Linked DNA regions of Mus musculus: region 2 is linked to region 1. A link is a loop called in an ENCODE intact Hi-C map of the cell type or tissue named here. Cell type or tissue: gastrocnemius. All regions are shown on one strand. Links, peaks and the distances in the headings refer to the core of each region. The heading gives the core; the rest is flanking DNA.

Region 1 (2,913 bases), core at 87-2,586:
AAAGATCTCTCCTCTGGTTGCACCTGCACGAACCCCAAAGGCAAACAATTTAAATCAAAACAAAAGTGTTTTCTGAATGTGTACCCAAGTGGCAGCAATTATAGCCTTTTCAGAGACACGCAACAGTCTGTCTAGACTAGAGTATCAGGTTTGGGTGGAAATCCATAATATCACAGAGGTGTCCCCGGAGTGTGAACCACAGCCCACAGAAACGGGCCCTGGAAGTGATTTGTGGACTCCTGGGTTCCAGCTGGATGCAGAAGCACCTTTGGATTTAAGCCTAAGCAAGGGAGTACTTTGCCCCACTCAATAAAACGGAAAGCTTAGTAAGGCGGGAAGGAATGGTTGGTTATGTGTCCTCATTTGCCAGCTGCAATCGATCCGTTTCATCCACCAATCAAAATACGCAGATACTGAATTGCCCAGGTCACCTCTGCAACAGCCATGGGACAAAAACCTCCCTGATTTGACAGGAAAAAAAAAAAAAGGCAGTTCTGTAGATACTGTGCTATTAATAACATTTATACTCAAGCTGACTAACCACTCACTCAGTGTTGGTAATGTTTAAGACCTAAAATCTTACTTGGGTGCGATGGTGAGGCAGAAGGATAGGAAGCTTGGGCTACAAAGCAAAAACAAATCTCAGAAAATAAAACCCAACTGAAAGGCTGTAAGATCTTGTATTAATTCCTCTGTGTGTGTGTGCCCGTGTTTAGGCCAGATGCTGATGTCAAGCATCTTTCTTAATTATTCTTTATTTATTTATTTAGATTTATTTTATGTGTGTGAGTATACCGAGAACAGGGCATCAGATCCCATTTACAGATGGTTGTGAGCCACCGTGTGGTTGCTGGGAATTGAACTCAGGACCTCTGGAAGAGCAGTCAGTGCTCTTAACCACTGAGTCATCTCTCCAGCCCTATTTTCTACCTTATTTTTTGAGGGAAGGCCTCTCACTGACACCTGGGACTAGCTAATCATGGCAGCCTGACTGGCTAATGAGCCCCAACATATCCTTTCCCTCTCCCCTGTCCCTCCTCCTCAGTACTGGATTATAGGAGCAAGCCACCATGCCTGTTTTTAATGTGGTGCTGGGGATTTAACTCCAGTACTCGCCAAACATGGCAAGCACTCTGCAGATAAACTATGTGTGCTTTACTGATGAGCCATCTCCTCAGCCAGCCCCATATTCTGGCTTTTAAAATGAGTACCTTTTGGAGCCAGAGAGATGGGTCAGTGGTTAAGAGCACTTACTGCTCTTGCAAAAGTCCCATATTTGGTTCCCAGTATCCACATCAAGGTGTTCACAGACACCTATAACTCCAATTTCAGGGACTCTGGTGCCCTCTTTTGGCCTGTGCAGAAACCAGCATACATACAGATACCCACACATGCATACATAAATAAAATGAAAAGAAACTACCAAAGACAAGGTGCTAGAGAGATAGTTCAGCATTTAAGACTACTTGCTGCTCTCGCAAAGGCCCTGGGTTTGTTTCCCAACATCTGTATGGCAACTTACAATCATCTATAACTCCAGTTACAGGGGGCACAACACACTCTCCCGGCCTTCATAGGCACCTAGCATGCACATGGGGCACATACACATACATCCAGGTATAACGTTTGCATATACAGATGGAAAGTGAAGACACTAAAGGCTTACGATCTAACAACGGAAGCTGGCAGTGCCAACTCCAAGGGCTACCTCTCATTTAGTAAACTCTTGTGTTAGGTTAGCTTAAGAAAAGGAGAGCACACCTCTGGCGTGCCAGACTATCATGACAGTCCTCTCACTGGGAAGGGAGTTGAAGTGTTCTACCATTGCCACTGTGGTGCTGCCTCAGCGGTTACTGGGAGACAAGCTGTTTGCAGATGGTGACTTAACAGCACCGGCCAGTGAATGACAGAGAGCCATGCCAAAGGCAAATCATAGGAGGACGAAGAGATGTTCTGGCTGGGGCTGGGAGGTGGGCAGCTTCACCAGAGAAAAGGTTGGGCACTCAACAGACAGATACATCCTGATCCCTTCCCAGGATAAGCTAAGAAGACTGGATTGTGTGCTGAGGACAAAGGGTACCCACTCTCGTTGTGAATCGGGAGGGCGATAATCACATCTATATTTTGGGAACTCCCTGAGAGCATTTCTGTTGCTAAAACAGAATGTGCAGAGCTGGATCATTTATAAAGCAAAGAAGTTAAGGTGGGGGAGATGGCTCAGTGGGTAAAAAACCTACTGTACAAAGACAAGATCCTGAGTTTGAGCTCCCAGCACGTGTGTGGCAGTGATATCTGTAATCCTAGAACCGGGATTGGGAGACAGGAAGATCCTGGGGGGTTACTGTCCAGCCAGTAAAGCCTGATTGGCAAGCCTCAGGTTCAGCGAAAAGTCCCATTTCAAGCAATATGTTAATAAGCAAAGTAGATTACAATAGAAAGACCACCTAACATTGGGCCTCTGTACATAGACACGGGGTGCCTGTACTCACAGATGCACAAAGACTGCGCACACATGCATTTTTAAGAGGAAAAGGGCATGTTGGCGTTCCCTGACTATGATAAACTACTTTCTGCTCACAGCTTTAGAAGGCTCAGTCTGTGGTAGGACTTTGGGCAGAAGAACATCTCCAGGTTGTGTGGGAGGGGTGGTGATGGTAAGAACACACCACTTCCTTTGTGTTGGCCTGGAAGCAAAGAGGAAGGAGAGGGCTTGGGTCCCAATAGGCCCATCAAAGGCATATCCCCAGTGACTTAACTTCCTCCCAGCAGGTCCTTCCTACCTCTTACGTGGTCAGTCTCCAACAGAAGCCCCTGTAGGCCCATGGTTCTGGAGAGTGGAAGTCCCAGAGCTTGGCTTTGGCATCTGCCTTGCCTCTGGCGAGTATTGGCAACCAGAAGAACTGAGTCAAACTA
Region 2 (2,913 bases), core at 288-2,787, 49 kb before region 1:
TTTAAATTATTGTTTTAGAAAAGAAAAATAGGATGGAGTTAGAGTAAAGTTGCTGAATAGCAGATTTGACAATACAGAACTTCATCCCAAATATAAAGACCTTAAGGGTATAACATTTATTATCTCAAAATTAAGTTTGAAGTCAGCACCACTGAATGTTTTTACACAAAGGAAGCATGCATGGCCTATTTCTTGGTGTATACACTATACTGCAACCATGCTCACAATTATCTGTTCCACCAAAACATAAATTCTAACAGAGAGGATCCCACAAAGTCTATTTCAGAATATTGTCTATTCCTGATATACAACAAATGTTCATTGAGTTAAAAGGTGAATGAACTGTATATAAATTATTTCTACTAAGTAACTATGTCATTCTTTATCAATTAGCGTTATGACCACCAAGCAGGTCTTCAAAGAAACATTGGCTTATGGTATTACCACACTGAGTAATTAAGATTCTACTCAAAGGTGAGGAAAGTAGGGATGGTATATATAAACAGAATCTATTTTAGTAAGTGCTAAGAAGCATAGTTAGACTGACTTAACCTTTATTTGAAATATATTAACTACATTTTCCTTGGCAAACCAGAGAAAGCCTAAGTGTTGATATTTGTATCTTGAAAACCTTTTTAAAAAATCTATAGGTATAATAATAAGCTGGGGGTATAGTTCAGTGGTACTTCCTGGCATGTACCATGCTATCAAAACTAAAACAAAACAAAAGAAAACAAAAAGCATACAGAGAATCTTTAGAAAACCCAATTATTTAAAGATACAAAACACTGAGCAAAATGCTCTAACATTTGGCTGCCAGGAGAAGGTATGTATGCCTAAAGAAAACTTGGACAATAAGAAATTACAAATTATGAGATCATATTTGAATCCTAACTGGGTTAATCCTTCATCATCTGCTTAAAATTATATTTGTATGACTTTACAAGAAATCCTTCCACAAAGTTGTTGACAAAATAAAGCATTCTACGTCAACCAGTGAATTTCACTCCCTAATTCCAGCTCTAATAAACAGTACTGAGAAGAATAAGGGTTGAACATGCTGTTCTGAACATCAACGATTACAGGTAGATTTTATTCTCCATCATCTTAGCAAATCATGTCAATGTGTCCCGTACTTAATCTCTAAATTGAAGTAAACATGAAACACACAGCTGAGTTAATTCTGGAGTTTGGTGGCTGGATCCTAAAGAAGCCCCCAGGCGTGTATACTAACAGAGACCAGTCACCTAAGGGAATTACTGTGCGAGGGGGAACACATTAAATGTAGGCAAGTAATGATTCAGCTACAGGTACTCTGTACAGGTCACGCAGGGAAGTTTTGGAAATCCTTTTTTTTGTACTGAGCTCATCTAAAATGGAAAACAAGATGCTGTAAGCATCACACCTGTGTGATACTAACTGCACAATATGCTCCTTAAAAGCAAGGCAAATTCCACTCCACTCCAACTCCATGCTCTCAGAATAAGAGGAAAATACACATCGGTACCACTTACCTTACCCAATTCGAATCAAGCTACTTGTGAAACATTTCTGTTGCCAATCTTCTGGGTGCGTTTGTCATAAATAGGCATTTGCCTCTCCCCGGAAAAAAGCAATTGTGAGGGTCAGATAAGAGGGTTGACCTCACGAAGATGTCCTGGCCCCCCTATACCCGTCAACCGAAGGGGACAGCGTGGTTATCATCGGCCCAGAAAGCCCGACAGGAGCAGCAGGATGAGCGGATCCCACAAGGGCAGCCTCCCGCTGCCGAACAGCACGGCGCTTCTCAATACCTCAGAGCCTCATTCACCTCAGCATCTCGGTATCTCAGCGCCCTAGTACCTGAGCATCTCACTCAGTACCTCAGCGCCTTAGTAACTGAGTCTCCTCAGTGCCTCAGAACCTCAGCGCCTCATTTACCTCAGAGACTCAGCACCTCAGTGTCTAAGTACCTAAGTCTCCTCTGTGCCTCAGAACCTCAGCGCCTCATTATCACCTCAGAGACTGAGCGAGTTGGCGTCTAAGTACCTCAGCGCCTTAGTACCTGAGCATCTCACTCAGTACTTCAGAGCCTTAGTACCTGAGCATCTCACTCAGTACTTCAGAGCCTTAGTGCCTGAGCATCTCACTCGGTACCTCAGCGCCCAAAGTGTGTAGGCCAGTGCTCGCGAGGGCCGCACGCCGCGCCTAGGCCGGTGTCCCGCATTAGCTTCCCTTACAGTCCGGACCCGCAACCCGCACCTCGGCCTCCTGGGCCCTGCGCTCGCTCGCGGGGCGTCTTCTCCGCGCATCGCTTGCCTTCCACTTACCTTCGATCGCCATGATGCGCTCGCCATGGACCGCACCAACCACGCAGGGAGAGCGGGGGTAAGTGCTGGAGCTTGCTCTTCTTAGGCCTCGGGCCAGAGGGGCGGGAACGCCCCGGGGCCAGGCAGCTGGGCCTCCAGGAGCTGGGGCGGGGCGGCGGGGTGGGGTCGAAGCTCCGGAGCAGGCGGCGCAGGAAGCGGAACCTTCCACGGTCGCGCACCGTCGGCACGTGACACCGCCCCGCCCCCGGCCCCTCTAGGCCCCGCCCCTCGCAACAACTATAGTTTGGCCCACAACCTCGACTTAACCCATTCCCATCTACCTTCCCAGGCCCCGCCCCCGAAATATCCACAACCCCGCCTACCACCCTGACCCGCCACGCCCGCCTCTTGCTGGCCACGCCCTCACCTCCCCCAACCCCCTCTCCCCCAGCCAGTGCAGGGTCTCAGGCGGGCGTTCCCAACAGGTGCAGACAGAGCAGAGAGCAGCCTCAGCAGCCAGCCTTCACCAGGCTTCCAGAGCGGCTGGACAAGCGGTCAGGACCACGGACAGGTCTCCGCACCCAGGAGGTGCCAGATTCCCTCTCAGCGAAGATCTATTCAGTTT

Evidence for each region. Peaks named below come from ENCODE experiments on the same cell type or tissue, not always from the same donor. Only the 100,000 strongest peaks of a DNase experiment are listed, where the experiment ranks them.
Region 2: a loop joins it to region 1, with 2.5 times the contacts of the local background. A loop is called at or near these places in 6 of 42 quality-filtered maps.

Annotation. Positions count from the first base shown.
Region 1 is chr1:193,082,880-193,085,792 of GRCm38, forward strand. The region is part of intron 3 of Gm31406 (a long non-coding RNA gene); the gene reads right to left. The region is part of intron 2 of Gm39747 (a long non-coding RNA gene); the gene reads left to right. Among named protein-coding and RNA genes, the nearest start is that of Gm31406, 11 kb to the right of the region's middle. In gastrocnemius, for the core only: a CTCF peak has its summit at 1,330 (motif pointing left); no DNase peak of the experiment used is centred there; H3K27ac peaks cover 690 bases.
Region 2 is chr1:193,033,314-193,036,226 of GRCm38, forward strand. It overlaps Syt14 (synaptotagmin XIV), which reads right to left and starts at 2,462. Exons shown (of 8, transcript NM_181546.3): 1 at 2,310-2,462. The coding sequence starts at 2,322. In gastrocnemius, for the core only: no CTCF peak of the experiment used is centred there; DNase peaks (open chromatin) are centred at 1,812 and 2,553; H3K4me3 peaks cover 814 bases.